2 separate regions of the Homo sapiens genome follow, and region 1 is linked to region 2. Evidence: read pairs that join two places in POLR2A ChIA-PET (ENCODE). Cell type or tissue: Panc1. All regions are shown on one strand. Links, peaks and the distances in the headings refer to the core of each region. The heading gives the core; the rest is flanking DNA.

Region 1 (16,528 bases), core at 4,905-12,904, 210 kb before region 2:
AGGCCTTGGTGGAGAGAAAACTGCCCTGTGGAGGAAAATACGGCAGCAGGAGGGGAGTAAGCCAGACACAGAGAAGCACCTCCCCTTGCAGCTGATTCGCTTAATTTCCCTGGTTCCCCCATTCCCCTCTGTCCCATCATACTCAAGTGCTCCCAACTTTCCTCCCTCCTTATCTGGCCGGGTGCATCAGCTGAGGTCTCCGAGGAAATCCCATTGCCTACCTCCACCCAAGGTCCTGCTCCTCTCCCAGGGTCTCCCTTTGATAAATTATCCTTGAAGCCAGAGACCTGGGACTTCCTCTGTCCCCACCATCCCCAGCTGCTACCTGCCTCCACCCCAGTTTATCCCCTGGGTTATCCACTTGCAGTTCCTGTCTCCCCTGGACACCAGCCTCCTTGCTGCTGGCACTGCCGCATCTCCAGCCTCGTTTCCCCTACCTCCCATCCACTCCTCCCAGACTCCAGCCTCACCGGACCACCCACTTGGCCACATTCACCATCTGGACTTGCCTGTCTCTGGGGCTTCATGGGGTTCTTTGCTCTGCTTGGAATTCCCTGTCCTGGAGTTCTGCAGACCCCACCAGGAAGCCCTTAGCTGGAAGTGACACTGCCTTCCTGTGCAGCTTACAGCCACCAGCTGGGCCTCACCAGGGCCCCTGAACACTTTCATCCCTGGGCAATACACGTCTGATGGCATGTCTGTGTCCCTGCAAGGCACAGGAAACCCCTGTGCGATGGGGCCAGGTCCAAGTCCTCCCTGGGCCACCCCGAACAGGCACTATGCTGGGGTCTTGCATAGAACTGCAGGCTCCTTCCCTGGGTCGGGGTGCCACTGCTGGGGGTTACAGTGAAGAATTCGCCAGACAGACCACACATCACACCTCGTACCCTGTCTGGGCCCAGCCATGTGGGCCCTATGCTCTGGGAGGGCTCAGGACTCCTTCAGCCACACTGGCTCTGTGCCATAGGCCTGGTGGATGAGGGAACAGCACCTGCATTCGAGTCCTCAGAGCCCTGAGCTGGAGCAGAAGGTCCCCAGGCCCAAGTAAAGTGGGCCTGATCCCCACATCCTGCCTGCAGTGACTTGCATCCCTGGGCCACACATCTGTCCACATCTGGGCCTTTGTGACCCAGGTCACAGCAAGGGCAAACGTCCTGAGACCAGGCCACTCCAGATGCCCAGCAGACCCTGCTCCTGCATGTCCCTGAGCTGGTAGCCACAGTGCAGAGGTGCCAATGGCCTCTCTCTAGACTAAGCCCCAAGAGACATCTGTGACCTACCCTCTCCACTGGGGCAAGACTGTGGAACTGCAGCAGGCATCTGGGTCTTGGAGTCCAGCCCAAGCACACACAACCCACACAACCTCGGGGCTTGCCAGCTTGTGCCATGGCTATGCTTGTGCCATGGCTATGCTTGTGCCATGGCTATGCTTGGGGAAACTGAGGTGCAGGGAGGGGAAAGGAGGGGGCCCAGGTCACACAGAAAGGACTTTACGGCAGAGGCAGGACAAGAGTCTGGTTCTATGATCAATAGCACACTTTTAAGGGGTCAGCTTCAGGATGCTCAGGCTTCTGGCCTGCTCCCACCGGACCAGCTGCCCTGACACCCGACTGCAGCTCCCACCGGACCAGCTGCCCTGACACCCGACTGCAGCTGAGGGCTTGTGCTTCCGCCATGGCATCCCCCATCAAGCTGGGGGCTCCCGGGGTCTTCAGCCTAGCAGGGGGTACAGCAAGGTGCAGGGCTCACGGAGGGATGACCTCTGTCTTCATTGCCATCTCCCCACCAGCCAAACCCAGGTCCAGCCCAGGACACCCCTCTCCATGGGGCGCCCAACTAATGCCCTCTCTCCTCTTCATAACTGGGTCACTAAGAGTCACTACTTACTGCAGGGAATAGCTTCCTCACCCTTCACCCCACGTCCCTCTGTGCTCCACCCGGGAGCACCAGGACACTGGCCTCTCCTGGTTCTCCTTATACCTGCAGAATGTTCCCTGGATCCCTGGAAGCCCCCTTGCCCTCTGGGCCCCTCCTCCAGGGTTCCCCTCCCGGGTCTCTCTCTTCCTCTCCAGCTACTCAGCCCAGCTCAGACACTGCGCCCAGGTGCCTGTCCCATGTCTCCTCCAGGATAAGCGTCTCCCATTCTACAGCCCTGCAGTCCAACCAAGGTCTACCAGCCACTCGACAAATACATCCTGAGCACCTGTGGGAGCCTGGTCCTGGGCTGGGTCCAGGAGGGCCAAGGGCAGCGCCCTGATCTGGCCTGCCCGACTCGGAGGCCCAGATAGATGTTCTCCTCCCTCCTCCCCTGGTTGAGCCAGACCTGCCCCCTCTCCTGTCCTCTGCCCTTCAGCCAGTGGACATACAGGTGGTGAGCAAAGGCAGGCTTTGTCAGGCTTACTTTGGGCCTCCTGGGGACCTTGGGGAAGTGACACATGTCCTTGGTCTAAGCTTCTCCATGTGTAAAATGGGTCTGACACTCCCTGTGAGAATTACAAGCATGTAAAGCCAGTATTTAATTCCTATGGCGTGCAGAAATGTTGAGGTCCCCGTCGCTGACTTCAGGGCTTCAGACACTGGAACCCCTGACCCCGCCCTTACACCCTTTGATTTCCAGGGACACCAGCTCCGTGGGGACTCCCAGCTCATCTTCTCAGCTTCCTCCCTGACATCTCCATCCACTCCCTCTGCCGCCCGCTCATCCCCCACAGTCCCTCTTTCCAACCCCTCCGCCTCCGCTTCAGGTCTGCGTCTCTCCCCGCCAGAGCCACATCCCAACACAAACCGAACCCCGCCTCTCCTGTGCAGGGGACCCTCCCGCGGGGGCCTCTGCTCCTCAGCTGGCCTTCGAGGCCCCTGTCCCCTCAAATCCGGGGACCCCTGGCCTTCCGCCCCTTCTGCGGCGCTGACAGCCCGCGATTCGCCTCCTCAAGATTCGTCTCAAGTGCCAGCGTGCACCTGCACCCGTCCGCCTCGGGCGCGCGGTGGTCCCCGGCCCCTGTCCCCGCCGTCGCCGGCCACGGGGAGGGGGAAGCCCGCCTCGAGCGCCCTCTGGGGGACCGACCGCGAGCGGAGGCGCTGGGCGTCGGGAAGTGCGCACCCAAGTCCGGGGCCCGGCCGGGATGGATCTCCGGCGCGCGTGGGTCGGGACGGCGCGGCGCGGGGACCCCGCGGGGAAGCGAGTAAGGGCGCGAAGGATCCGGGCTCAGCGCGCAGCCCGGCAGGGCCCGGCTCCGAGGACGCGGAGCCACCGACGGAGACGCGGATTCAGGGGCCGGGAGAGCTACCCCTGCGCCGAGGCGCGGCCCGGCCGCCCTGGCCCTGACCCGGCTGCGGTCCCCGCCCGCCCCTTCCTCATCCCGAGGTCCCGCGCCCCAAGCGCCGTGCTCCCCTCAGGCGTCCGCGCACCAGGGCCACCGTGTCCCCCGCCCGTACCCGGCGGAGCGGTCTCAGCGCCCGCCCCAGGTGCGCGGTACCCCCTCCCCGGCCAGCCCCACGCTCGGGCGGGTGGCCCGTTCGCCGCGCTCACCGTCCAGGAGTCCCAGGCAGAGCCACAGTCGCAGGCACAGCGCGGCGCCCCGCTGCATCTCCGGCCGCTGCGCGTGGGTCCGACCCGAGCGGCCGCGGCTCGGGGCTGAAAGTGTCCGCGCGGGCGCCGGCTGGCCTGGGGCGGGGCGGGGCGGGGCGGGGGCCGGAGGCGGGCCCGGGATTCAGGCCGCTCCCCGCGCCCCCCTCCCCCCGTCCCTCCCAGCCCGCCGCGGGGCGTCCGGTGCACCCGAGCAGTGCGCGCTCCGCACCACAGGGTCCGGGCCCCCTCCTGGGCGGCTCCGGGCGCGGGGACGCGGGTAACGCAGACGGTCTCGCGATGCGCTCCGGAGGTGATGGAGCCTGGTGGGCAAAGGGGAGCAAAATGCGGCACGCGCTCTTTTCCGTCCTTTCTTTCCATCGGTAAAATCTAGACTAAACAAGAAAGCAATCCTTGTAAAAATAGTATGTTACATCTTTGAAAATAGTGGCACCAGCCGGCGTAACATAGGGAGACCCAGTCTCAAAAATAAACAAGCAAATAAATAAAATAATACGCCGAGCTTGGTTGTGCGCGCCTGTAATCCCAGCTTCTCGGGGGGGCTGAGGCAGGAGAATCGCTTGAACCCGGGAGAAGGAGGTTGCAGTGAGCCGAGATCGCGCCACTGCACTCCAGTCTGGGAGCCAAAAAAAAAAAAAAAAAAGCAAAAACAAAACCCGTTCAGCAGTGTTTACCTGCACAGTGTCGACGGACAGTGTCGACGGAAGCCGCACCCGTGAGCGGGACACCCGGGATGACCGACCCCCTCCCTGCAGGCCTGGCCTCCTAGCTTTAGAACTCCCCCAGATGTTTTGTTCTCAGCTCAATCAGGACCCGCCCCCACCTTTTTAATAAAGCGACACTTTGCTTTTGCTTTCTGACTTGGCAACCCTCTTACAGACTTCCGTTCTCTTTTCAGTTTGTCTCTAGAATTTTCCTGTTTAATAATGAAGCCCATGACCATGACTGTCTCAACCTCCTTCCCTGCTTTTCGTTTCATTCACATTTTCCATCCCCCCACCCCCGCCCCCCAAAGCCCTTTCATCCTCGCCAAAAAGCAAGAGTAGATTTTCAATAACCACTACCAGCTCTCTCCAATCCAGGTAAGAAGTGGCTATATTATTAAGCTGGAATCACAAATCAGTGCGGATAGTGTAGATAATTTAACAAATAAGGTTGGGGAAACTAGGTAACCAAGCGATACATGAAGTTAGGTATTTATCAATCATATATTGATTTTTTTTAGCTTTGAAAGATTATGAGATGTAACACACTTATGGAAAGTACATAATATATCAGCATATTATAAACCTGAATTTTAAAGCAACAAATACCTGTGTTTCCATTCTCCAGGCCAAGGGATGTAGAATGACATCCCCACATCCCCTCACTTCCCATCACAAACCCCTCACCAACCCCAGAAGATGCCCACTACCCTGGCATTATCATTTCCCTGCTTTTGTTTATCATTTTATCATCAAAATATATGTTTTGCTTTTTTTTTCAGAATGTACTTTTTTTTTTTTTTCTCAAAGTCTCTCTTTTGTTGCCCAGGCTGGAGTGCAGTGGGACGATCTCACTGCACTGCAATGCAACCTCTGCCTCCTGGGGTCAAGCAATTCTCCCGCCTCAGCCTCCTGAGTAGCTGTGATTCCAGGCACCCGGCACCATGCCCGGCTAATTTTTGTATTTTTAGTAGAGATGGGGGTTTAACCATGTTGACCAGGCTGGTCTCAAACTCCTGACTTCCTGATCTGCCAACCTCAGCCTCCCAAAGTGCTGGGATTATAGGCATGAGCCACTGTGCCCCGCCCAGAATATACTTGTTTTTTTTTTGTTGTTGTTGTTGTTTTAGACAGGGTCTCACTTTGTCACCCAGGCTGGAGTGCAGTGACATGATATCTGCTCACCGCAGCCTCAGCACCCCCCGGGCTCAAATGATCCTCCCACCTCAGCCTCCCAAGTAGCTGGGACCACAGATGTGCGCCACCACACCCAGTGACTTTTTTGCATAGCTGGGTTTTCGCCACGTTGCCCAAGCTGGTCTTGAACTCCTGGGCTCAAGTGATCCACCTGCCTCAGCCTCCCAGAATGCTGGGATGACAGGGATGAGCCGCCGCATCCAGCCAGAATGTGCTTTTAAAATTTTAAAGTATACTTAGAGGACATAAGTGCAGATTTCTTAATTCATATATTGTGTACAGGTGAAGTCTGGGCTTTTAGTGTACGCGTCACCTGTACAGTGGACACTCTACCCAAAAGGTGATTTTTCAGTCCTTACCTCTTGCCCTCCCTCCCTGCTTTTGGAGTCTCCAGTGTCTATTACTCCTCTCTGTGTGTTTGTGTCCCTACAGTTTAGCTCACATTTTGCTTGTTGTTTTTTTTTTCCACTTTATCTCAGTGCCTTCATACCATTTATATTCTTTTGCTCAACACCATTAGTGAGATTCATCTATATTGCTGTGATGATCTATACTTTGCTCATTTTCGTAACTGCATAGTTTTCCACAGTAGGATACACCACAATTTGTCCATCTACTATTAATGGAAGTTTGAGTGGTTACCAGTTTCCAACTTTTGCCACAACACTCTTGTATGTGTTTCCTGGTGTACACATGCTGTCTTCAACTTTGGTAGCCAGTGCCAAGTATTTTTTCAAGTGATTTGTACCATTTTGCATGATCATGGCAGCGTAAGCAGTTACCGCTGCCGCACACCTTTACCCACAGTATTGTCAGTTTTGGTTTTTAAAATGTGGCCATTCTAGTTGGTTTGCATTGGCATCTCATTGCGGTTTCATTAGCTATTTTTTTTTTTTTTTTTTTTTTTTGAGACAGAGCCTTGCTCTGTTCCCAGGCTGGAGTGCAATGGCGCGATCCTGGCTCGCTGCAACTTCCACCTCCCAGGTTCAAGCAATTCTCCTGCCTCAGCCCCTGGAGAAGCTGGGATTACAGGCATACGCCACCATGCCCAGCTAATTTTTGTATTTTTAGTGGAGACGGGATTTCACCATGTTAGCCATGCTGGCCTCAAACTCCTGACCTCGGGTAATCCACCCGCCTCAGTCACCCGAAGTGCTGGGATTAACGGAGGTGAGCCACCATGCCTGATCTATTAGCTTTTCCTTAATTACCATTGCGGTTGAGCACATTTTTATAATTGGCCATTTAGATTTCAAGTCTTTTGCTCTTTACGACTCCCCATCTGTCTTTTTCTTATTGATTTGTAGTTCTTTATATATTCTGCATATGAGTCTTTTATCAGTTCCTTTATTATTGCTGTATAATGAAGTACTCCAAGATGTTGTGGGGCAAAGCAGCAGCTATTTCGTTTTGCTCATGCTTTTGAGAGTCAGGAATTTGACAAGGGCTTACTTAGCTGGGTTGGATGCCTGGTGGTCGGTGCTGGCTGTTGTCCAGAAGCTCAGCTGGGGCTGCCAACCAGTGCGCCCATTCGGTGTCTTTCCAGCATGACAATCCCACATTAGTTGAAGTTCTTGTGTAGCAGGTGGCTTCCCCAGAGTGACTATCCAAGAGAACTAGGTGGAAACTAGATAGTCTCGAAGAAGTCACAGCCTGCCTAGGGGACATGTTCCCCACAATTATTAGAGAGAGGCAAGGTCACATGCAGAAGAGCATGTGGGATGGCAGACACTGCCAAGGCCATCTGTGGAAAAGGAACTTGGGTACATTGTGCTACACATCTCCTCTCATTCGGGGTCTGAATTTTCACTTCCGTAATGCTCTCTTTTTGGGAGGCAGGATGAAGACAGAAGATTTTCATTTTAACACAGCACGCTTACAAATTGGTTTCCTTATGGCTGGTGTTACTTGTGTTATCTCATTATTTTATTACTATTATTTTTTGTTTGCGATGGAGCCGTGCTCTGTTGCCCAGGCTGGAGTGCAGTGGCAAGATCTCGGTTCACTGCAACCTCCGCCTCCCGGGTTCAAGCGATTCTCCTGCCTCAGCCTCCCGAGTAGCTGGGACTACATGCGTGTGCCACCATGCCTGGCTAAATTTTGTATTTTTAGTAGAGATGGGGTTTCGTCATGTTGGCCAGGCTGGTCATGAACTCTTGACCTCAGGTGATCCGCCCACCTCGGCCTCCCAAAGTGCTGGGATTACAGGCGTGAGCCACTGCGCCCGGCCTTGTGTTCTTTTAAAGAAACCTTTATCTTGATGTCATGAAGATATTTACTATTTTTTATCACTTATAAATTTTAATGTTTTATTTTCTCTTTCATATTTAGACCTGCGGGCCCTGGAATTGCCTTCTCTGTGTAGCGTAAAGTAGGTGCATGTGTCGAGTTTCTGTCTTTCACCCCGTAAAGATATCTTGCTACTGGCCGGGCGCTGTGGCTCACGCCTGTAATCCCAGCACTCTGGGAGGCCGAGGTGGGCAGATCACGAGGTCAGGAGATCGAGACCATCCTAGCGAACATGGTGAAACCCCGTCTCTACCAAAAAATACAAAAAAGTTAGCTAGGTGTGGTGGCGGAGGCCTGTAGTCCCAGCTACTCGGGAGGCTGAGGCAGGAGGATGGCGTGAACCTGGGAGGCGGAGCTTGCAGTGAGCAGAGATTGCACCACTGCACTCCAGCCTGGGTCACGGAGTGAGAGTCCGTCTCAAAAAAAAAAAAAAAAAAGGTATCTTGCTATCTCATGACCATGATGAGAAGGTCATGCTTTCTACACTTTTCTCTAGCTCCCCCTCAGTCATACATTAACGATCTACACGGAATGGTTCATTTTCTCAGCTTTGTCTATTTTTGTACTGATACTGTCACCAAAACATCACAGGTTCCGTCTAGGTCCGGCCGCCCACCATACAGAAAGCCAATGACAGAGGAGACAAGTATTGTCAAGGAGGAACGTTTTAATCAGGTGCTGTGGCTGACAAATCCATCTCCCTGACCAACTAAAACCAGGGCTTTACATAGCAAGGAAGAAATGAAACAATGTGTAACAAAACAAAAACTAAGGAGGGGCAAGGAAGCAGTCATGATGAATGAACGGTCCAGCATCATTGTCTGGATGTGGAGATCTGGCGATTCTCAGTTCTTTGATACTTTATTTTTTTATTTTTTTAGAGGACTGAAGGTTGTTTCCTGAGGAAGGAACTCAGCTAAAACAAACTTAAGGTTCAAGCTTTAAGACCAGAAGCGTCCATTTCTACATTTATCCAAAAAAACTATCTATGGGACTATTGAGTCGGTTTCAATAGTACCATATCTTCATTATCTTAGTTATATAAAAATCTACATATCTGGAAGCGTAAGTCCTTCCAACCTGTTCCTCAAAAGTGACTTTGGAATTTTTCACAAGTTGAATTTTCATTTAAATTTTAGACTTATTTTTAATCAGCTTCCACACATACATGATATGCTGGGATTTTGATTAGAGTTACAATTAGCCTATGACCAATTTGGGGCAAACCAACTTTCTTTTAATCCATAAACATGGAATATCTCTTCGTTTTTATTTTTAATATATATGATGGTTAATATTGAGTGTCAACTTGATTGGATTGAAGGATGCAAAGTATTGTTCCTGGGCGTGTCTGAGGGTGTTGCCAAAGGAGATGAACATTTGAGTCAGTGGGCTGGGAGAGGCAGACCCACCCTCAGTCTGGGTGAGCACCATCTAATCAACTGCCAGCACGGCTAGAACAAAGCAGGCAGAAGAACGTGGAAGGACTGAAAGAATGTACTTTTTTTTTTGAGACAGAGTTTCGCTCTTGTTGCCCAGGCTGGAGTGCAGTGGCGCGATCTTGGTTCACCGCAACCTCTGCCTCCCGGGTTCAAGTGATTCTCCTGCCTCAGCCTCGTGAGTAGCTGGGATCACAGGCACGCACCACCACACCCGGCTAATTTTGTATTTTTCATAAAGATGGGGTTTCTCCATGTTGGTCAGGCTGGTCTCGAACTCCCGACCTCAGGTGATTCGCCCGCCTTGGCCTCCCAAATTGCTGGGATTACAGGCGTGAGCCACTGCGCCCAGCCTCGTCTGTATTTCTTAAATTAGTCTAGCTAATGGTTTGTCAGTTTCATTTATCTTGTCAAAAGAAAACTTTGTTTCGTTGATCTTTTAAAAAATTGTCTCTATTTTGTTTATTTTTGCTCTGATCTTTATTATGTCTTTCCTTTTTACTAATTTTGGGTCTGGTTTGCTCTTGTTTTTTTGAGGTGTACTTTTAGGTTGTTTATTTGAAATTTTTCTATTTTTTTGATGTAGGAGCTTATTGTTATAAACTTCCCTCTTAGTACTGCTTTTGCGGCAACCTTAGGTTTTGGTGTGTTTCAGTAAAATTTTAAATTACCCTCTTAATTTCTCCTTTGACCATTCAGGAACACGTCTAATTTCCACATATTTGTACAGTTTCCAAAATTCTCTTCTTACTGATTTTCTAGTTTTATTCCAGTGTGGTCAGCAAAGATACTTGATCTGATTTCAATTTGCTAGAATTTGTTGACACTTGTTTTGTGGCCTAAGATATGGTGTATCCTGGAGAATATTCTATGGGCTGATAAGAAGAATGTGTATTCGGTGAAACCCCGTCTCTACTAAAAATACAAAAAAAAAAAAAAAAAAATAGGGCGTGGTGGCAGGCGCCTGTAGTCCCAGCTACTCAGGAGGCTGAGGCAGGAGAATTGCTTGAACCCAGGAGGCAGAGCTTGCACTGAGCTGAGATCGCGCCACTGCACTCCAGTCTGGGCGACAAAGCGAGACTCTGTCTCAAAAAAAAAAAAAAAAAAAAAAAAGAATATGTATTCTGGCCAGAGGCGGTGGCTCATGTCTGTAATCCCAGCACTTTGGGAGGTTGAGGCGGGCGGATCATGAGGTCAGGAGTTCGAGACCAGCCTGGCCAACATGATGAAACCCCGTTTCTACTAAAGATACAAAAAATTAGCTGGGCGTGATGGCATGTGCCTGTAATCCCAGCTACTCAGGAGGCTGAGGCAAGAGAATTGCTTGAACCTGGGAGGCCACTGCACTCCAGCCTGGGCAACAGAGCGAGACTCTGTCTCAAAAAAAAAAAAAAAGTGTATTCTGCAGCTGTTGGATGAAACGTTCTGTAATATCAGTTATGTCCATTTGGTCTAGAGTATAGATTTAACTCCAGTGTTCTTTACTGATTTTCTCTTGGGATCGTCTGCCCACTGCTGGAAGTGGGGTGTTGAAGTCCCCTATTATCATCGGATTGCAGTCTGTTTCTCCCTTTAGATCTATTAATATTTGCTTTCTACATTTGAGTGCTCTGGTATTGGGTACATTTATATTTGTAATTGTGATATCCTTTTTCTGAATGGACTCCTTTGTCATAATATAATGACCTTGCTTGTATCTTTTTACACTTTCTGACTTCAAGTCTATTTTGTCTGATATAAGTATAGCTACTCTTCTTCTCTTTTAGTTTCCATTTGCATAGAATATCTTTTTCTACCCCTTCACTTTCGGTCTACCTGTGTCCTTACAGCTGAGCTGAGGCAGCATAGAATTGAGTCTTGCCTTTTTATTTATTCAGCCCCTCTACGTCTTTGAGATAATTTAATCCATTTATATTTTAGGTCGTTATTGATAGGCCTGTACTTACTCCTGCCATTTTGTTAAATTGTTTTCTAGTTGTTTTGTAGAGCTTCTGTTTTCCTCCTCTGTGGTTTGATGGCTTTGTACTCCGGTATGGTTTGGTTCTTTTCTTTTTATCTTTTGTGCATCTATTACAGGCTTTTGCTTTGTGATTACCCTGAGGCTTACATAAAACATCTTATAACAAGTTAATTTAAGATGGTAATAGCTTAATTTTGATCTCATACAGAAACTCTCCATTTTTACTCTTCCTCCTCCCAGGTTTTATGGTTTTGATGCTGCGCTTAATGTCTTTTAATAAAATGTATCCTTTAGCAATTATTGTAGCTTTATTTATTTATATTATTTTATTTTTGAGACGGAGTCTCACTTTGTGGCCTAGGCTGGGATGCAGCGGTGCAATGTCGGCTCACTGCAACCTCTGCCTCCCGGGTTCAAGCGATTCTCCTGCCTCAGCTTCCTGAGTAGCTGGGATTACAAGCACACACACCACCACACCCGGCTAATTTTTGTATTTTTAGTAGAGACCGGGTTTCGCCATGTTGGTCAGGCTGGTCTCAAACTCCTGACCTCGTGATCCGCCCTCCTCAGCCTTCCAGATTGCTGGGATTACATGCGTGAGCCACCGCTCCAGGCCTATTTATTTATTTATTTTTAGATGGAGTGGCAGATCTTGGCTCACCACAACCTCTGCCTCCCGGGTTCAAGTGATTCTCCTGCCTCAGCCTCCTGAGTAGCTGGGACTAGAGGCGCACATGCCACCAAGCCCCGCCAATTTTTGTATTTTTAGTAGAGACGGGGTTTCACTATGTTGGCCAGCCTGGTCTTGAACTCCTGACCTGGTGATCTGCCCGCCTCGGCCTCCCAAAGTGCTGGGATTACAGGCGTGAGCCACTGCGCCCGGCCTTAGTTATTTTTTAATAGATTTGACATTTGACCTTTCTTTTCTTTTTCACTGACAGGATCTTGCTCTGTCCCCCAGGCTGGAGTGATTAGTGATGTCCAGGATCTTTTTCATATGCTTGTTGGCTGTATGTCTTCTTTTGAAGTGTCTTTTCATGTCCTTTGCCCACTTTTAAATGGGGTTGTTTGTTTTTTGCTTCTTAATTTAAGTTTCTATTTCTTATTTTAAAAATTGTGGTAAAATACTCATAAAATTTACCATCTTAACCGTTTTTAGGTATACAACTCAGCGGCATGAAGTATGATCACATTGTTGTGCCGACGTCACCCCCATCCGTGTCTTCAGAGCTCTTTCCATCTTGCAAAATTGAAACTCTATACCCATTAAAAATAACTCTAGGCCATGTGGAGAGGCGTGTGCTGCGCGCGCCGGACAGCGGGACAGAGGGACAGAGGGACAGCGGGACAGAGGGACAGAGGGACAGAGGGACAGCGGGACAGAGGGACAGAGGGACAGCGGGACAGAGGGACAGAGGGACAGAGGGACAGAGGGACAGCGGGACAGAGGGACAGAGGGACAGCGGGACAGAGGGACAGCGGGACAGAGGGACAGAGGGACAGAGGGACAGAGGGACAGCGGGACAGAGGGACAGCGGGACAGAGGGACAGAGGGACAGCGGGACAGAGGGACAGAGGGACAGCGGGACAGAGGGACAGAGGGACAGAGGGACAGAGGGACAGAGGGACAGCGGGACAGAGGGACAGCGGGACAGAGGGACAGAGGGACAGAGGCCCAGCCCGGGAAGCCGCGCGGCTCCTTCCCCGCGCCCTGCCTGCCGCTCCGCAGGGGGGTGGCCTCGTCCGTGCGCACAGCTCACCTGTCTGTGGTTTTTTCTAGGACTGCCCGCCGCCTCCGTCCTGCACTTGATTCCTCTCGCCTTATTGCTGGACGGTGGTGGAAGGGCAAGAAGCAACCGAGGACGCCTCTGGGTGTTCTGTTTCTGTTTCCTTCTCGCAGCTTGGGAAGTGGAGGGCGTGGGATGGAAAAGAACCGGGACCTCCCTCCTCCTCTCCACCTTCTTATACTAAGGAGCCTGCTCTGCCTGCGGTAAGCCCCTAATTTCCCTTCCTCCTTTCCCTCTATCGCAGTCCTCGCCCACCCCGCGTCCCCGCCGCCACCCCCCACCCCGCGTCCCCGCCGCCACCCCCCACCCCCCAGTCCCCACCTCTCCGCCTCCCCCGCCCGCCGCCTTCCCGCCAAGCCAGGGGAGACAGTGAGCCCCGGCTTGTAAAGAAAAGTAAAATGGGCTGGGCGCGGTGGCTCACAACGTGAGGCCCAGGCGAGAGGATCGCTTGAGCCCAGAAGTTCGAGACCAGCCCGGGGAACATGGCGAAACTCAGTCTCTACAAAAAAATTAGGCAAGCGTGGTGACGCACACCTGTAATCCCAGCTATTAGGGAGGCTGAGGTGGGAGGATCACCTGAACCCGGGGGGCAGAGGTTGCAGTGAGCCGAGAGATCGTGCCACCGCACTCCAGCCTGGGCGACAGAGTGAGACTCTCAAAAACAAACAAACAAAACAATTAGCAGCTCTGCTACACACCAACATTAACCAGCCTGACAATCAAATCAAGACAACCCCTTTTACACTAGCTGCAAAAATAAAACAAAATGCTTAAGAATATACCTAAGCAAGGAGGTGAAAGATCTCTACACAAGGAAAACTGCAAAACACTGCTGAAAGAAATCATTAGACGACACAAATGGAAGCACATCCCATGCTCGTGGATGGGTAGAATGAATATTGTGAAAATAACCATACTGCTAAAAGCAATCTACAAATTCAGTACAACTCCCATCAAAACTCCACCATCATTCCTCACACAACTAGAAAAAAACCCCTAAAATTAATACGGAGCCAAAAAAGAGCCTGCGTAGCCAAAGCGTGTTCTGTTTTTAAAGGTTTATTTTGTAGAGACAGGGTCTTCCTATGTTGCCCAGGATGGTCTTGAACTCCTGGGCTCAAGTGATCCTCCTGCGTTGTCCTCCCAAAGTGCTGGGATTACAGGCATGAACCGCTGTGCCTGGTCATGTTGAACTATCCTTACAATCCAGCAATAAATCTTACGTGGTCATGATGTATAGTCTCTTTAATATGCTGCTGAATTCAGTTTGCCAGTATTTTCTTGAGTTTTTTTTTTTTTTTTTTTTTTGAGACAGAGTATTGCTCTGTCCCCCAGGCTGGAGTGCAGTGGTGCGATCCTGGCTCACTGCAACCTCCCCCTCCCGGGTTCAAGCGATTTTCTTGCCTCAGCCTCCAAAGTAGTTGGGACTACAGGTATGTTCACCACGCCCAGCTAATTTTTGTATTTTTAGTAGAGAGGGGTTTCACCATGCTGGCCAGGCGGGTCTTGAACTCCTGACCTCAAGTGATCCACCCCCCCGGGCCTCCCAAAGTGCTGGGATTATAGGTGTGAGCTGCCGTGCCTGGCCTGTTGAGGATTTTTACATCAATGTTTGTAAGGGATGTTGGTTTGCAGTTTTCTTGAAGTGTCTTTGGCTTTGGTATAGGTCATGCTGGCCTCGTAGAATGTGTTAGGAAGTGTTTCTTCTACTATTTCCTGGGAAAGTTGGAATAGGATTGGTATTAATTCTTCTGTAAATGTTTGGTAGTATTCAGTGGCAAAGCCATCAGGCCTAGAACTTTTCTTTGTTGGGAGATTTTCTATTGCTGTTTCAATTTTCTTACTATAGGTCTGTTCAGATTTTCTATTTCTTCATGGTTTAGTCTTGGTTGATTTTGTGTTTCTAGGAATTTGTCCATTTCATCTGTGTTATCCAATTTGTGGCTGTACAATTACTTATGTTGCTTTTGTATAATCCTTTTTATTTCTGTAAAATTGGTACTAATGGCCTCACTTTCATTTCTGATTTTAGTAATTTAATTCTTCTCCCTTTTTTCCTTAGCCCATCCAGCTAAAGTGTGTGATTTTGTTGATAATTTTGAAGAACTAATTTTTGGTTTTGTTGATGTTCTCTGTGATTTTTCTATTCTCTATTTTATTTATCTCATCTTTAATCTTCTGCTAGCTTTGATTTTAGTTTGTCCTTTTCCTGCTTATTTAAATTATCACGTTAAGTTGTTGATTTGAGGTTTAAAAAATCTAAATGTTTATAGCTATAAACTTTCCCTCTTAGCATTGTTTTTGCTCCATCCATAAGTTTTGGTATGTTGTGTTTTGTTTTCCTTTGTGTCTAAGTATTTCCTAACTTCCCTTGCAATTTCTTCTTTGATCCATTCATCGTTTAAAAGTGTGTAATTTCCAAAAATTTGTGAATTTTCCAGTTTTCCTTCTGTTATTGATTACTAACTACATCCTGTTCTGGTTGGAGAAGATATTTTGTATGATATCTTTTAAAATATTTTGAGACTTAATTTGTATCCTAACATATGTTGTATCCTGGAAAATGTCCCATGTACCCCTGAGAAGAATGTATATTCTGCTGTGATTGGGTAGATTGCTCTGTATATGCCTGTTAGATCTACTTGGTTTGCTGTGTTTTAAAGTTCTCTATTTCCTTATTTATCTTCTGTCTGGTTGATCTGTTTATTAATGTGAGTAGGGTATTGAATTCTGCAAGTATTATTGTAAACTGTCCACTTCTCCCTTCAGTTCTGCCGACGTTTGCTTCTTCATATATTTTGGGACTCAGTTATTAGGTATATATATTTGTAACTGTTATATATTCCTGATGTACTTACTCTTTTTTTTTTTTTTTTTTTTTTTTTGAGACAGGGTCTGATTCTGTCACCCAGACTGGAGAGCAGTGATGCACTCATGGCTCATTGCAGCCTCGACCTCCCAGGTGCAAGTGATCCTTCGTCCTCAGCACCCCCCAGTAGCTGGGACTACAGGTGTGCACCACGATCTCCAGCTAATTTTTTTTTTTTTTGTATTTTTTGTAGAGACACGGTTTCGCCATGTTGCCCAAGATGGTCTTGAACTCCTGGGCTCAAGTGATTCTCCTGCTTTGGTCTCCCAAATTGTTGAAATTGCAGGCATGAGCTACCATGCCCAGTCACATTTATTGTTATTATTATTATTATTATTCTAATCAACATCTAATGTCCTTTGTTGTCTCTTCTAACAATTTTTGGCTCAAAGTTTATTTTGTTTGATATCACTATAGCCACACGGGCAATCTTTTGGTTACTGTTTCTGTGGAATATCCTGTTCCATCTTTTCACTTTCAAATTTGTATCTTTGGATCTAAAATGAGTGTCTTGTAGACAGCATATAATTGGATCATGTTTTTACCCTTTCAATCTCTTGATTGTAGCATTTAATCTATTTACACTTAATTACTGATAAAGAGGGACTTACTTCTGTCATTTAAAAATTTTGTTTACCAGGAGCAGTGGCTCACACCTGTAATCCCAGCACTTTGGGAGGCTGAGGCAAGTGGATCA
Region 2 (16,528 bases), core at 3,530-11,529:
GGAAAAATACAAGAGTGGAGAGACAATGCCTTGGCCAGGTGTTCTAATTTAACACCTCCAGAGGGGCAGATAGACATAATATGCTTTTAGTAGGGAGAAGGACACATCACCTATGAGAATGCATTACATGAACTGAATCACCAGGTAAACCCAAAACGAACAATGTTTTCTACTAAAACAGAGGGTGGAGAGAAGAGGGGGGACTGTATTTTTCAAATACATCATTTTCATAAAAGACAAAGAAGAGCTGTACAAATGTTCCAGATTAAAGAAGGCTAAAGAGACTTGACCACTATATTACATTCCTGACCTTGACTGGATCTGTAGCGGAGGGGAAAATTGTTATAGAAAACAATTACATCAGCTGAAAAAGTTGGAAAATGGATGGTAGACTAGGTAAAAGCAGTATCAACTTCCAATTTACTCAATTTGAAAACTTACTGTAGTTATCTATGAGACTATCCCAATCCTTAGGAAATATACGCTGAAGTATTTAGGGATAAAGGGCCATGATGTATATAATTACCTACAAATGGTTTAGAAAAATACTTGCATGTATGAAAGAGAGAGCAAGAGGACAAAATGAAGTCAAATGTTAACTGCAGGTAAATCTGAGTGATGGGAATCTTTTTACTGTTCGTATTCTTGAATTTTTTCTGTGCATTTGAAGTTATTACCAAACAAAAAGTTTTTAAAGTATCAGAAAGCAAATTTGTTTCCTCTTCTACACCTTCCCCTCCAGGTACTGCTTTGCCATCCTACTGCCTGTTGTATCTGGAAAAAGTGGTCTTCACATCCCACTCCTCTCATGCCTCATTTCTTCCACGCAGACCACACTGCATTAGCGTCTTCAGGCTGCTGCTTGCCCTCCGCGCTGCTGCCCCTGGATGTTTCTGGCCCCTCCTTCCACCTTGAGACATTCCTCTCCTGGCTCCACATATTCCCCTGGGAGCCCTCATGGCTCCCAGCACTCCCACACACCGTCTCAGGTCCTCATCTCTGCCCAGGATCCCTCTCAATTACAGAGCCTCATATCCACCTTGCCACCCACACTTTTGCCTAAATCAGAAATGGGCTACTTCCCTTGGCCACATCCAAAACAGCCCCTAGGACCGCTGATTCTATTGCCTAAGTAGTTCTGAAGCTCCCACCCCATCCCCCACCTCCTTCTTACTGCTAAGGCCTTAGTTTGAGCCTTCTAAATTCTCTTCTGCATGACTGCCATCGTTTCTAGACCTTCACTCTTATCCCTGCCCAATTCTTTCTCCAACCACTGTGAAGAATTTTTGTAAAATGCACACCTAGTCACTGGGCAGTGCCAAGTTCTCCCAGGCTACTTACTGTGGCACCTAAAGCCTTCTGCACCAGCCGCCTGTGCAACTGTCAACCCTCACTGCCACTCCACTCACTGATTCTCAGCCTGATCTGTCCTCCTTTGTTTCTTTGACAAGTGGATTATTCGTTTTCTTCCTGTCCTCTGGGATTCCATGTTAGACTGGCTGCTGACTGGCCTGGTCTGCCTAAAATCACAGACACTTTGCCACTTACCTCTCTAACCTAGGTGAAGGCCAGGGGCCTCCCTGTTCTGGCTCTGCTTAAACCCCTCTGTTTGGGTTGGGGCGCATGATGTCCCGTCACCTGATGTAGTTCATCCAATCCTCTTCTTGAGTGAAATCAAAATGGATTAACATAAACATGCATCTTCAATGAAAATAGATGGCTTGAAATGAAATCTATGTTAATCAATACTAAGATCCATCAAAAACACAGGCAGAAAAGCACCAAGACAGCACTAGAGTAAATGCTGCTAAAACATAAAGACAATACAAAGAATGTAACACATAAGGATAATTAAGTTATCCTTATAAACAATACTGGAGATGCATTCTAGGGTATCAGTTATTTCTGAGGCTAAGTGTTGCCCAAGGAACTTAAGACTATTGTCTGCATCCTGTTTGTTTTCCAGGCCCCGGGCTATTCCTATCCAAAGACATGGATATGACAAGGCCCTGCCATCAAGGTGCCTGCAGACTAGTAGGAGAGTCTGGTAGGAAAATAACCATATGATAAAAATGACAGAGGCGGCCGGGCATGGTGGTTCACGCCTGTAATCCCAGCACTTTGGGAGGCTGAGGCGGGCAGATCATGAGATCAGGAGATCGAGACCATCCTGGCTAACACCGTGAAACCCCATCTCTACTAAAAATACAAAAAAATGGCCGGGCATGGTGGTGGGCGCCTGTAGCTCCAGCTACTAGGGAGGCTGAGGCAGGAGAATGGCATGAACCTGGGAGGCGAGCCTGCAGTGAGCTGAGATCGTGCCACTGCACTCCAGCCTGGGTGACAGAGCAAGACTATGTCTCAAAAAAAAAAAAAAAAAAAAAAAAAAGCAAATACAGGACATGGAGGGTGGGAAAGGGGGGATGGACTACAGGAATAGCTTCAGGAAGAGAAGAGTGCCAAGGGAAGAGCAGGTACAGAGGAACTGGTGTTCACCCCCCGAAGACATCTGGGGCAGGCAAAGGGAAAATCAGACAGGTAGGCAAAGACAAGGGCTGCAACCATAAGGAGTCCAGACTTGATCCTCGGGAGCTTCGGGCAAAGGAGTAGCAAACTTGGATATGCGTTTTGGAAAAATTACTTATTTTATTAAACTGGAGTTGGCAAACATTTTCTGTAAGAACCAGGTAGCATATATTTTAGGCTTTGTGGGCCACACAGAACTGCTGAGTACTATTTTTGTTTAAGCATTCCTTTAAAAGTGTAAAAATCATTCTTAGTTTGTAGGCCATACAAAAACAGTCCACAAGCCCAGCAGTGTGCCCACCTCTGTTAGATAATATCAAGGAATCAGAGCTAATTTAGGCTGGTATAATAACGGCATTGTGGCTATGTTAGAACTTTTGTTTTTTTTTTGTTGTTTTTTTGAGACTGAGTCTTGCTCTGTTGCCCAGGCTGGAGTGCAATGGCACGTCTCAGCACACTGCAGCCTCCACCACCCAGGTTCAAGCGATTCTCCTGCCTCAGCCTCCCGAGTAGCTGGGATTACAGGTATGTGCCACCATGCTCAGCTAATTTTTATATTTTTAGTAGAGATGGGGTTTTGCCATGTTGGCAGGCCTGTCTCCAACGCCTGACCTCAGGGGATCCACCCGTCTCAGCCTCCCAAAGTGCTGGGATTACAGGCGTGAACCACCGCACCCAGACCTTTTTTTTTTTTTTTTAAATTCAGACTGAAGTCTGCAGTGAAATGGCATGGAATCTGGAATTTAAAATATTTCAATCAGGAAAAACTAAAAAGGGAAAAGTTAAACAGCAGAATCCTGATAATTGCTGAATCCAAGTGATGGGTATATGGAAGTTCATAAGAAAAAAACTTTAGGCCGGGTACAGTGGCTCACGCCTATAAGCCCAGCTCTTTCGGAGGCCGAGGCAGGTGGGTCACCTGAGGTCAGGAGTTTGAGACCAGCCTGGCCAACATGGTGAAACCCCATCTCTACTAAAAAAAAAAAAAAAAATTAGCTGGGCATGGTGGTGGGCACCTGTAATCCCAGCTACTTGGGAGGCTGAAGCAGGAGAATTGCCTGAATCCAGAAGGTGGAGGTTGCAGTAAGCTGAGATTGTGCCATTGCACTTCAGCCTGGGCAAGAAGAGTGAAACTCTGTCTCAAAAAAAAAAAAAAAAAAAAAGAAAAAAAGAAAAGAAAAAAAAGAAAAATATTTTAAAAAGATCAGGCAAGGTGCAGTGGTTCATGCCTGTAATCTCAGCACATTGGGAGGCTGAGGCAGACAGATCACTTGAGGCTAGGAGTTCAAAACCAGCCTGGCCAATGAGGTGAATCCATCTCTACTAAAAATACAAAAATTAGCCAGATGTGGTGGTGCACACCTGTAGTTCCAGCTACTCGACTTGGGAGGCTGAGGCACAAGAATCGCTTGAACCTGGGAGGCAGAGGTTGCAGTGAGCCAAGATAGCGCCATTGCACTCCAGCCTCGGTGACAGAGCGAGACTCTGTCTCAAAAAAAAAGAAAGATCACTCACACTAGTTGCAGTGGGAGAATGGATTGAGGCAAGACAGGACTGAGTCCTGGAGTTCCAGGAGTAAGTCACTATAATCCAATCAAGACTGATTTGGTAGCTAAGTCATGTGTCCCTGATGACACAAGTAAGGAATTACCCCCAAAACACAACTCTTCCATATAAAGACCCAGAAACTCCTGAATTTCTTAAAAGTTCTAAAGGCTGAATGGACAAGCCCTTTCTAACCAGTTTTCAACACGCAGCATGAGTCTAATAGCCTGGTTACATCAGCCAAAAGCGTCAGACATAGAACGCCACCCACTCCTTCCAAACTACATACGACCAACAACCTCTGGGCACTCTTCCGAGCTTCTTGTTCATGCTTTATCGCCAAGGCCTAGAAAAGTGAATGCAAACAGTTAAGAACCGGCCCTACATTCTTGCTGTCTCTGCCTCCGAGACTCAGGAGCCACTTTTCAAGAGCCGAGACAACTCGTTAGAGAGGAGCCGTGGCCTGCTCTGGCCGAAAACCCCTTCCTATTAACAGACTGCAACTAGCCCGGAACGACTTTCAATTTGCAGAGTCCAACCATATTCCACAAGACAATCTACCACCTCAAGGTTCACGCGTGGATTCTACACCTTAAATCCTTGGATACTGTCTTTGATTTGGAGATGAGCAAAGAAAGGAAACAAGACAAGAGAAAGTGACAAAATGCTTACCAACCCAGAACAAAGAGTACCTAGGAGGGGCAAAATGTACAAAGGAAAGATGGGACTAAGGAACAGAGAAGTGATATGCAGATGAGAAGAGAATATGGTTTGTGTTCTAGCTACTGTTGCATTTGTCTTATGAATATTAGGAATGTATATGATTAACGTGAGTTGGTTCTATTGCTTAAATATAGAAATAAGAATGAAAGGTGATTTTTCCTTAAAGTAAAAAACTGAAATAGAACATTCTCATGCCAAGTAGTGGAGAAGAGATTTCTAGTTGTCGTAGGGGAGGAGGTGAGCAAAGGCGATACTAAAAGGGAGGCTGATTTTCTGAATCAAACCCGGCAGGGACTGGCTTGGAGTCATTGACACAATTAGTCTATTAGGCTAGTGTAACACTAAATATAGGGACAAGTCTCAGAAGGGAAGAACTACTTACGTCTTATTTGTTCTTTAAACACTCTACATCAGTGATTTTGATAACGACTTGTCATATGTAACAATCTGCCAATAACTGGTTGAGTTAATGTAAAAAAATAATTTTCTAACGGCTGTTTAGTTTCTTCTGTAAAAATCCCTACCCTAATACACTGTATTGAGTATACCATTGTTTGAAGTAACAACAAATTGGAGACAACCCAAATGCCCCCGAATAGATCTAAAAAAGGACAGAACATCGAAAACATCCAAACAATGGCCCATCCAATACTTACCACAGCTCTGTAAAACAAAACGAAACAAAACACAACTTCTGTGTTCTGACATGTAGAGACCAGTAAGATAAAGTGAAAGAATCAAGGAGTTAGAAGGATTTCTATCACCTGTGTGAAAAAAGGGGGAACTAACTAGTTATATTTGCCAGTATTTGCAGAAATTCGGAAAAGATACAAAGGAACAAAAGTGGTTACCTAAGAGGGTAGGGCCTAGGAAGATACCTAAGCGGGATGGGAAGAAATCTTTCACTGGTAACTTTTTATATTTTTAATATCCCAGCCATATGAATATATTACATATTTCATATTATTATTTTTTTTAAGCCTTGAGCTTTCACAAAGAAATGCTCCTGCTGGCCAACTACTTTAAATGTCTTAGAGCAGCACACCCAGCCCTGGCATTCCCCAGTGATCTTTTCCGTCCCACCCCTGGGTTCCCGCAGGCTGTCCCCTGGGTCTAAGAAACTCTTCGACCTTCCTCTCCCTACCTAGTTAACTCCTTTTCTGCTTGCAGGAACACGCGGCAGGTCGCCTCCTCCCCGGTGCACCCGTCTGTATGCAGGTGCGCTTCCCCAGATGAGGGCTAGGACGCACCTCCGGGGTCTCTATTCACACCTGCAGCGGGAGCTTATCATCATCACTCACCGACCAAAAAAAAAAAAGAAAAAAAGGTGGTGGGGTGGAGCGGAGGGGAAGAAGGTCGAATCAGATCACCCCTAGAGGTCTCTCTGCCCTCGCAATCACTCTCAAGTCCTAGAGTACCAAACTTAACTGCAGAGGGAGCACGAAATGGTGGGTATTTTGAAGCGCTAATTTTTAGGGATCCCCTCCCATCCAAAACAGGGATGAATAGTTGAGGAACACCGGAGCGGGGCCCTGGCCCTTCTCGGAACGTTGAGCAGACCTAACATGACGCTGGTCCGTTCAAACGTCGCAGTTGTGGCCCACACAGAGCCCAGTCTGTTCCAGGGGCGCGCCCTGCACCCCTCTGCCTGCCCGAGGTCTTCCCTCCCCTCCGCTCCCCAGAAACGCACCCACTGAGACATGTGCGGGGAGGGGGCACGCTTACTCCCACATCCCGCCCGAGACCCGCGGAGCAGCCAAGACCCGGCCAAAAAGGGGAGGGCGTGGCAGGCAAGGGCCGGGGGCGGGAGCGCGGGCGGCCGCGGACTCACGTACTGGCTGTGGCGGCGCCGCGGGAACCCGGCCGCCAGCGGGACAAAAGCGCGGACCGCACGGCCGGAAGAACCCGCGCCGGCCCTGGGGCACTTCCGCGCCCTCTCTGGGACGCTGGAGGACTGACTCGATGGTCCGGGCCGACGGCGCCGGCGGGAGGGAGGGAGGGGAGCGCCTCCTCGGCTATTTATTGAGGACCAGCTGCAGGGCGCGCGCTCCAGGCGCGGCCAGGAGGCCGTGGGCGGGGCTTTCTGTTTCCGTGCCCATTAGCTTCTGGGGTAGGCTGGGGGAGGGGCACAGGTAATAAAGTAAATACCTGCCTACCTGGTTCCTGAACACGTGATTCATTGCCAGGTGTGGGTGCGGGGACGTTCCCGGAAGTGGGGGCCTGGCGGGAAATGGGGGAATCCGGGAGGGGCGCAGGACAGCGCTGGGCTGGGGACCCATTGCCTTCTCAGCTGGTTGGGGGCTGGCCCGAGAGCACCAGCCCTTCCTGGTCGTCAGCACCAGAAGCGCCCCCGGTTAGGCACTGGGGATGCGGAGTGGGAGCGCGCCCCTGGAGCCGTCCCTGGGACCGGGCCACGCTCCCACCCGGGGCGCCAGCTTGGCAGCGACCTCGCCCCCTGCCCACCCCACCGCCGGTGTCGGCTTCCAAACCCAGGGCCTAAAATGACTTTGAAGACCTTTTTTTTTTTTTTAAATTAATGTTTGTGGGTACATAGTAGGTGTCCCTATTTGTCGAGTACGTGAGATATCTTGATACAGACAGGAATGCAATGCGTAATAATCATATCAGGGTTAATGGCGTGTCCATCACTTCAAGCATTTATCCTTTGTGTTACAAGCAATCAAATTATATTCTTATTTTTAAATATACAACTAAGTTATTGGCTATAGTCAGCCTTTTTTAAAAACAGCAACATCTAAATATTTTTCATATTAAGTTTAAATAATTGCAAAGGGTATATTTTTGGCATGCTGTTAATATTAAGAACAAAATTGCTTTCAAGTGTATCCAATGGAATCTAAATCCCTGAAGATTTGGTATTATCCACTTTTAACAGTCATAAGTTTTACATCTTTTAGGGTTTTTTTCCTTGAACTTTTATGTCCCTCACCGGCTTTTTATTCTACTGTAAAAATATTTTCATTCTATGTGCCTCATTGAATTTTATCCTAGTGTAAAATAGTTCTATGCATTGTTTTATTGTTTATTGTTTATCCTAGCATATATGTCCGTAACGAAAGTAGATTACATTTTTTCTTAGTGTTATTTTCTGGATTATTAGCAAAATTATATAAATATTTCAAAATGTTTACTGTTAATTCTTAGACAAAAAGTGAAGTGCTTTGGAAGCACAACTTGTAATGAGATGGATTTTGTTTTACAGCTCAAATTATTTATATTATTTGAATGAATTTTACATATTGCTGGGGTGAGCCGGTGTTTGGCATCAGCTCGACGCCTATTTTTCATTTTTATACATGTGGGTGCTGAGACACTGTGTTCACTCAAGTAGAGGGAATGGGCGTTTCATTGTAGCAATAAGACCCTTGACGGCATTTGGGCTTCACGCCACAACCCCACCCACCTCGAAGAACGTCTGGGCGAGTTAGCAGGCAGCAGCGACTCCTAAGGAGGAGCAGAGCCCCAGGCCCAGGTCTGCAGCTTTAGGTGAGAGCCCCAGAGCGAGCAGAGGATTGGGAGTTAGAGCTGCCCCCAAAGGATAGTGAGACACATGCAGCTGTTGAGCACTTGAAATGTGGGTAGTGCTGCTGAGGATCTGAATTTTTAATTACATTTAATGTAAATAGCCACATGTGGCTAATGGCCACCTTATTGGATAGCACAGCTCTAGAAGGAGCTTCAGGTGGTCCTCACAGGCCTCCAGAATTAAAGCTGCCCTTAAAGGTTCATGGTAGGCAAAGACTGGGTTTTTACCTCTAGGCAGCAAGATAGAAAAATATTCATATCTGGGTTGGAACACTTCGCTCAATGAAAGGTGGTGTGTGTGTGGAAGGGATTATGGGAAACCCACATAAATCATCTTGAGTCAGATGCTTTTTATTTTATCTTATTATTTATTTGTTTTGAGACAAGCTCTCACTTTGTTGCCCAGGCTGGAGTCAGGGTGGCATGATTATGGCTCCCTGCAGCCTCGATCTCCCAGGTTCAAGGGATCCTCCCACCACAGCCTCCCAAGTAGCTGGGACTACAAGTGCATGCCACAACAGCCCCACTAATTTTTGTCTTTTTTGTAGAGATGGGGCCTCACTATGTTGCCCAGGCTGGCCTTGAACTGCTGGGCTCAAGTGATCCGTCTGTCTTGGCCTCTGAAAGTGTTAGAATTCAGGCGTGAGCCACCGTGCCTGTCGGATCCTTTTGATTTTAGATGACGGCTTTTCCTCCTTGAGCCTTGTTATATTGCAGGCACCTTTCATTTGGCCTGTGTCTACATAACACACACAGACAACAGACACAGACACAGACACAGACACATGCTTGCCTTTCTAACACTTTTAGAGATATCTACACATCAGAGCTGAGTTCAGTAGGGCAGTCATTATTCACATGTAGCTTATGGTAGTCTGAATTGAGATGTGCTGTAAATGTAAAATCCACACCACATTTCTAAGACTTAGGAAAAGAGAATGTAAACTATCTTATTAATAATTTTTAATGTTGATTACATGCTGAAATAATATTTTGACTATATTGGGGTAGATCAAATACATGGTTGCAATGAATTTTACCTGTTTCTTTTTACTTTAAATGCATCTAGAAGATCAGAAGTCACATACATGGCTCACAGTACATTTCCATTGAACAGCACTGCTCTAGGAGGCCAATAGGTGCAGCAGTGAGGTTGTCTGGGTTTGCTCTTGCTTTGCTGGCTCATCTACCTCCCTTTGGAGTGGTTTAAGTACAAATTAATGTTGAGCTAAGCCCATAGGGCTTAATTCCAACTCTGTGTTTAGCCATTGAATTTGGTCACAGATTTATTTTTGTTTTTTTTAGAGACAGCATCTTGCTCTGTCACCCAGGATGGAGCGCAGTGGTGTGATCACATAGCTCACTGCAACCTCAGTCTCCTGGGCTCAAGCAGTCCTCCTGCTTCAGCCTCCTGAGTAGCTAGGACTATAGGTGTGAACCACTAGATCCAGATTAAATATTTTTTTTTTTTTGTAGATGGAGTCTCACTGTGTCCTCCAGGCTGGAGTACAGTGGCACGACCTCGACTCACTGCAACCTCTGCTTCCCAGGTTCAAGCGATTCTCCTGTCTCAGCCTCCCACGTAGCTGGGATTATAGGCACATGCCACCACACCAGGCTAATTTTTGTATTTTGGTAGAGACAAGATTTCACCATGTTGGCCAGGCTGGTCTCAAACTCCTGACCTCAGGTGATCCGCCCACCTTGGCCTCCCAAAGTGCTGGGATTACAGGCGTGAGCCACTGCTCCCGGCCTCAGATTAATTTTTTAATTTTTTTTGCAGCGGTAGGGTCTTGCTGTGTTGACCAGGCTGGTCTCAAATTCCTGGGCCTCAAGTGATCCTCCCACCTTGGCTTCCAAAAGTACTGAGATTACAGGTGTGAACCACCATGCCCAATGGCAAATTTATTTTAAAATAAAATCTCTCCTCCCACTGTACCATAATATCAGTTCATTATGTTAAATCTGGAAAACAGAAAAATTATTCTTAATTTAGTAAACTAGTTTTTGGTCTTGTTGCCCAGACTGGAATGCAGTGGCACGATCTCAGTTCACTGCAACCTCCCCCTCCCAGGTTCAAGGGATTCTCCTGCCTCAGCCTCCTGAGTAGCTGGGATTACAGGCGCACACCACCATGCCCAGCTAAGTTTTTGTATTTTTAGTAGAGATGGGGTTTCATCATGTTGGCCAGGCTGGTCTCAAACTCCTGACCTTGGGTGACTCACCTACCTCGGCCTCCCAAAGTGCTGGGATTACAGGCGTGAGCCACCGCGCCCGGCCTAAACTTTCCTTTTTTTAAAAAAAATAGAGACAAGGTCTTACTATGTTGCCCAGGCTGGTCTTGAACTACTGAGCTCAAATGATCCCCCTGCCTCAGCCTCCCAAAGTGCTGGGATTACAAGCATGTGCCACCACACCCAGCCCATAATTTAGTAAATTTTCTTACTTAGTAAACTTTAGTAAACTTAGTAAACTTACTTAGTAAACTTAGTAAACTTTTTTCTATCACCAGTTTGTGAGTGTTTTTCAGATAGTGTCATAATCATACTATATCTGTATTTTTATATAGCATTTTTACAAATAATATTATACATTAGCATTTTTCATGTTTTTACTCTCTGTGATATTCCATTAAACTACAGTCTCCTTAACTATTCTGTATAACTCACAGAGGTTTTTTCTAAGTATGTCTTTTTTAAAAAATAAATCAGTGCTGTTTTAGATAGTAGCGTGCAGAACGCTTTCATCGTATTTTCCTTGGAATAATTGACAAGAAGAGGAATCACTGGTTCAATAGACAGACATTTTTAAGAGTCTTAAAATAAGAACAATAGGGAATTAGAAACACTAATAAGCTTAATAGGTAAACACTGGAAACAATCAGAGTAAAGAACTAGACAAGGTTGTTACTCATCAGTACTATTATTTCCCATTGCAGCTGGATTAAACAAAGAAAAAAGAAGTCAGAATATAAACATTGGAAAGCAGAGGTGTAATTGTCTTATTTGCAGATATGATTTCATTTTTGGAAAACTCACAAGAATTAACTTGAAAAAACTAGAAAAAACGAGAATGCTGTAAGGTGTGTTTTCAAAATTAACATATAGAAATCAAGTTTCCTTATATAGAAACTACAGTTGGAATAATGGAAGGAAAGACTACATTTACAATAGAAACAAACAAAAGACCAAATGCCCAGGAATTCATGACTCACGTGCAAGACCCATATGAAGAAAATTTACAGTGCTCCTGGGGACATAGAGGATGAACTAAACTTATGGAAAGATTCTTGGATGTTCCATTCACATGAATGGAAACACTTGACATCAGAACAGTCATTTCTTGTAAAGTATAATTGTCATGATCCTGATAAAAGCTAGCAATAGAATCTCCTTTGGCAACCCACAACTGATTCTAAAGTTCACATGGACAAATTTAACAGACTCTTGCTTGTTTCTAGCTAGAAAATGCCTATAAAAATATGAATGACGCAAGGCACTATTAAGGCACGTTAATAATTAAGCTGGTATAATTCTGAGACATACATATAAAGTCTAGAAATAGACCTAAACAGTCATGGGTATTCGGCATCTGGTAAAGCTAGCATTTCAAACTAGTGGCAAAGACAGAACAGGGACAGCTGGGAAGCATTGGGGAAAAAATGAAGTTGGATTCAAACCACAGCCCTTACACCAGGATGAATGCCAGGTGTATCTAAGACTGAACTGTGAAATGCACACACACCAACCATCCTGGCAGCTGCTCCCACTTCCATAAAATTTTACAAAGAAAAAAAAAAAACTGCAGGAGATTGCTTTGCTCATATTGGACTGAGGGAGGGTTTTTGTTTTCTTTCTTTCCTTTTTACTATAACGCAAAATCCAAAAACTGTAAAAGTAAAGATAGAGCAATTCAAACACATAGAAATAAAATACTTCCGTGTGGCAAAACCACTACAAGAAAAGTAAAAAAATCAAATGACTAACTGGGAAAAAATATTTGCATGTTATATCACAAAGGGCAAATTTCCCTGATACACAGAGCTTCTCCAAAATTGAAAACCTGAACAACCCAGTGGAAAAATGGGCTCACAGGAAAGCTTATACAAATGATTCAAAATAAAAAAGAATGCAAGCCCAAACTACATGGAAATACAATTTTTCTCTTATTAGAATGGCAAAGATCCTGAGTTTGATCCACGCTGTGGTGGTGACAGCATGGTGGGGAAAGCACTCTTCCCCGCTGGTGGGGTGTTGACGGACCTCACCTCCAGGGAAGGCAGCGTGCGGTGTGGATGGACGTGCACGTACTCTTTGCCGCAGCAATTCTCCTCTACGAGTCTACCCTGCTGGTATAGTCACACACTCATGAAATGGTGTGTGAAAAGGTTATTCACAATAGTGTGTCTAAAGTAAAAGATGGAGAAAACCTAAAGGTCCAAACTAAAGACGTGATTACATAAATTATTGTACATTCACGTGTATTAGTTTTCCAGGGCTGCTGTAAGAAAGTACCCCACACAATGTGGCTTAAATAGGAACAAGTTATTGTCTCACAGTTTTGGAGGCTAGATGTCTGAGATCAAGGTGTCAGCAAGTTTGGTTCCTTCTGAGGCTGTGAGGGAGAATCGGTTCCACGTTTTGTACCTAGCTGCTGGTGGTTTGATGGAAATCCTTGGTGTTCCTTTGGACGGAGACCACCACTTCTCCTGTTGTCCTTCCCAGCTTCTCCCCAACCTCCCCTTTTCCCTAGTTTATAAGACAGGAGAAAAGGGAGAAAGCACAGAGTTGGAAAGAAACAGAAGATAGCGAGACGACCTTGGCGCCACCACCTGGCCCTGGTGGTTAAAATAATAATAATAATAATAATAATAATAATAATAATAATAACCCCTGACCAAAACTACTGGTGTTATCTGTAAACTCCAGACATTGTGTGAGAAAGCACTGTAAAACTTTTTGTTCTGTTAGCTGATGTGTGTAGCCCCCAGTCACGTTCCTCACGCTTACTTGATCTATTATGACCCTTTCACGTGAACCCCTTAGAGTTGTAAGCCCTTAAAAGGGCTAGGAATTTCTTTTTCGGGGAGCTCGGCTCTTAAGACGTGAGTCTGCCGATGCTCCCGGCCGAATAAAAACCTCTTCCTTCTTTAATCCGGTGTCTGAGGAGTTTTGTCTGCGACTTGTCCTGCTACACTTGGCTTGTGGACACAGCACCCAGTCTCTGCCTTTACCATCACACACAGCCTTCTCACTGCATGCATGCCTGTGTGCAAATTTCTCCCTTTTTTAAGGAGACCAGTTATATCGGATTAGGGCCCTAAACTACTCACTCCAGCATGACCTCGGCTTAACTAAATACATCTGCAATGACTCTGTTTCCAAATAAGGTCACATTAGGAAGTATCTGGGGTTAGGACTTCAACATACGAATTTTGGGGGAACACAGTTCAACCCATAACAGCATGCAATGTACTACTTTCAGCCATAAAAAAGGAAGAGGGGCCTCTTTATAAAATGGTATGGGAAAATCTCCAAGATGCATGTGAAATAAAGAAATCAATGTGCCAAGCTATGTTATAATTTGCATAAGAAAGGGTGAAATGAATGTGTACATATTTGTGTATGTTCATAAAAATGTTCCTGAAAGTTCACACCAGAAACCACTAACCGGGGCTGTCGGTGAGGAGGCACCTGGGTGGCTGGAAGAGAAGGGTGGGAAGGAGAATTTTCAGTGCATATCGTCTTTATACTCCTGCATTTTGAACCACGAGAATATAGTATTTATTCAAAAATTATATGTAAACATAAATAATCCTAAATTGCATCAGATTGCTAAACTACTACTTCAAGAAGGAGTATTTCAATTTATAAAGTTTCCAACTATAAGTAAAAGCTCTTTACTCACTCACCTCCCCAGGATTGGGTTGTGGCAGGTTTGTTTTTTCTCTAAATTTGTAGGCAGCAAATAGTGTCTGGTTGTTTAATTTTCTTTACCCTTCTATCATGTGTGTCACCCAATTGAGCCATCTCTCCCAGGGACTGCCTGTCCTGTCCTTACATCAAGTCTTTCGGTACCTTTTGTAGAGTTTGTGTCCATTGTGGGAACACATTCTTTATTAAAGAAGTTCACCTTTTGAATTGGCCATCAATTGCTGTTCTCTTTCCTGCTTGCCCTTTAACACCAACAATTTCCTTTCATCCCTCAAGCTTTACATGGATGTGTAAAATCTGTGTGGCAGGTGGCGCTGTTGAGCTGGAAGGGACCGTGGGATGAATCTGGAGAAACCTGTTACCAGAGGCTCTTAAGGGATAACCCACAGTCCCTGGGAAAAGGTCTAGAAGGAGCAAGCAGCCTCCTACTGTTATCATTTCTGGGTCCTGTGGAAAGGGAGATGTCTGTGTCAGGAGTTCTGACTGACACTTACATCTAAAATGATAATCAACAACAGCGAGAAATTTTATGGGGCTTATTTTGTGCCAAGCACTCTTCTAAATGCTTTATATATATAGATACATTGAATCTTCTCAACAGCCCTTTGATGAAGGCACTGTGTGTGTGTGTGTGTGTGTGTGTATATATATATATATATATATATATATATATATATATATATGCACATACATATACCTGTTCTACAGAAGGGGAAACAGAGAGGGAAAGCAAATTGTCCCAGGACACACAGCTGGTAGTTTTGAGGCTGTGATCTTTGACATCTTTGAAATGCTCTGGCCTGGGCACCTGCTGGTTCAAGCCCAGCTGCTTGTTCTCCTCCTGTAGATATATTCATCTCTGGTTGTTGTTCACAAGCCACAGAGTGCCAAGACCAAACAGGAGGCTGTTAGGACACCACCCTTACAAGCCTCTGCCAACTTGGCAGGAGGAGGAAATTTTTGTTTTAAAAGAAAGAGAACTGGATGTCCTCTTGTACACATGGATTAACTCACAGTTTCATAAGACCTTGGGAAAGGAGAAAATCAAAGGAGCTGTCTTTCCCTAATTTGGACGGAGAGTTGGTGAAAAATGGCACCTGCTCCAAGGTATTTTCTTGAATCTGTGTTGGGCTCTGGGTTTCTTATGGGACTGGGCAGTTGTGTAATCTTTGGTCTCTGCTCCCTCATCTGGAATATAGGTAATAATAATACCTACTTCACAGAGTTGTGAAAATTAAATTAGCATATGTAAGGCACTTAGAACATACATATTGATATATTGAATCTTGTCAATAACCCATTGATGACAGCACTGCATACATCCCCATTTTACAGATGGGGGAACAGAGAGGGTAAGAAAACTGTCCCAGGACTCACAGCTGGGCAGTCTTGAGGCTCAGATCTTATGACGCCATACAGTATGCACTATCTGAGTTTTCATGATTGGTGTTGCTGTGGTCACACTCCCGGAGGTACCGTGTCTTCCTGAGGGGAGTGGATCACCTTTCTCTATCTCCCTGGGAAGCGGAAGATGTTGGGGCGGGATCTGAGGACTTGAAAAGTGCAGCCTTAGCTGGGTCAGTGGTTGACCCCTCCCTCTCTCTGGGTCTGGCTGTGTCGGAGTCCAGAGAAACACTGAGGGAGCAGGTCAGGAGCTGGCAGGGAGTGCCCCGTAGGGGCCCCACGGGACTGCCCAGGGTCTGTGGGTGTGGAAGGTAGCCTGTGGCAGGTTATTCTCCGAACAATAGCTCTTCTGAAGCATGATGGTCTGGTTGTGACTGGACTAAGGGAAAATTACAAGAAAGGCTTACGTTCATATCTGCCTGTGTGGTGCGCACCAGGGTCCCGAGTACAAAGCACTGTTACTAAACTGGAGGTGACAGCAGTGTAGACACACACAATCTGGACTGGCCCTGGAGGACACATGGAATACCTCAAAGACCCAGCAATGCTAGAAAAGCGCAATGGTGTAGTCAGCATAGTTAGACGAGGTTGCAGTAACAAATACACCCTCCCTCCCGGTGGCCTAAGACAAGAAGGTTTATTTGTTCTTCACGTAAACTTCATTGTAAGTCAGTTTGCTCTCTTCTGTCTTGCAGCCATAATATCTGGAATGTGTGGCCTTCAGAATTGCCACTGTAGAGAAGAGAAGGCTGGAAGACCCCATGGGATGCTTTAAGGGCTAGGCCCAGAAGTGCAATTACGTCATTTACAACCACCTCTCTTTGGCCAGAACCAGGTCACACAGCTCCGTT

What was found. ChIA-PET counts read pairs that join two places held together with the same protein. Peaks named below come from ENCODE experiments on the same cell type or tissue, not always from the same donor. Only the 100,000 strongest peaks of a DNase experiment are listed, where the experiment ranks them.
Region 1: POLR2A ChIA-PET joins it to region 2 with 14 read pairs; 3 of 35 experiments call an interaction of 5 or more read pairs at or near these places.

The regions. Positions count from the first base shown.
Region 1 is chr5:180,645,959-180,662,486 of GRCh38, forward strand. It overlaps FLT4 (fms related receptor tyrosine kinase 4), which reads right to left and starts at 3,642. Exons shown (of 30, transcript NM_182925.5): 1 at 3,530-3,642. The coding sequence starts at 3,587. RefSeq lists an enhancer at 1-206. In Panc1, for the core only: no CTCF peak of the experiment used is centred there; no DNase peak of the experiment used is centred there; H3K27me3 peaks cover 1,003 bases.
Region 2 is chr5:180,854,590-180,871,117 of GRCh38, forward strand. ZFP62 (ZFP62 zinc finger protein) reads right to left here and starts at 6,687. Exons shown (of 2, transcript NM_001172638.2): 1 at 6,630-6,687. The coding sequence starts at 6,630. It overlaps LOC124901155 (a long non-coding RNA gene), which reads left to right and starts at 15,185. Exons shown (of 2, transcript XR_007059089.1): 1 at 15,185-15,380; 2 at 16,373-16,528. RefSeq lists enhancers at 6,267-6,346, 6,824-7,730 and a silencer at 6,447-6,896. In Panc1, for the core only: CTCF peaks have their summits at 6,190, 6,393, 9,500 and 9,699; DNase peaks (open chromatin) are centred at 6,342 and 6,772; H3K4me3 peaks cover 1,959 bases; H3K27ac peaks cover 2,078 bases.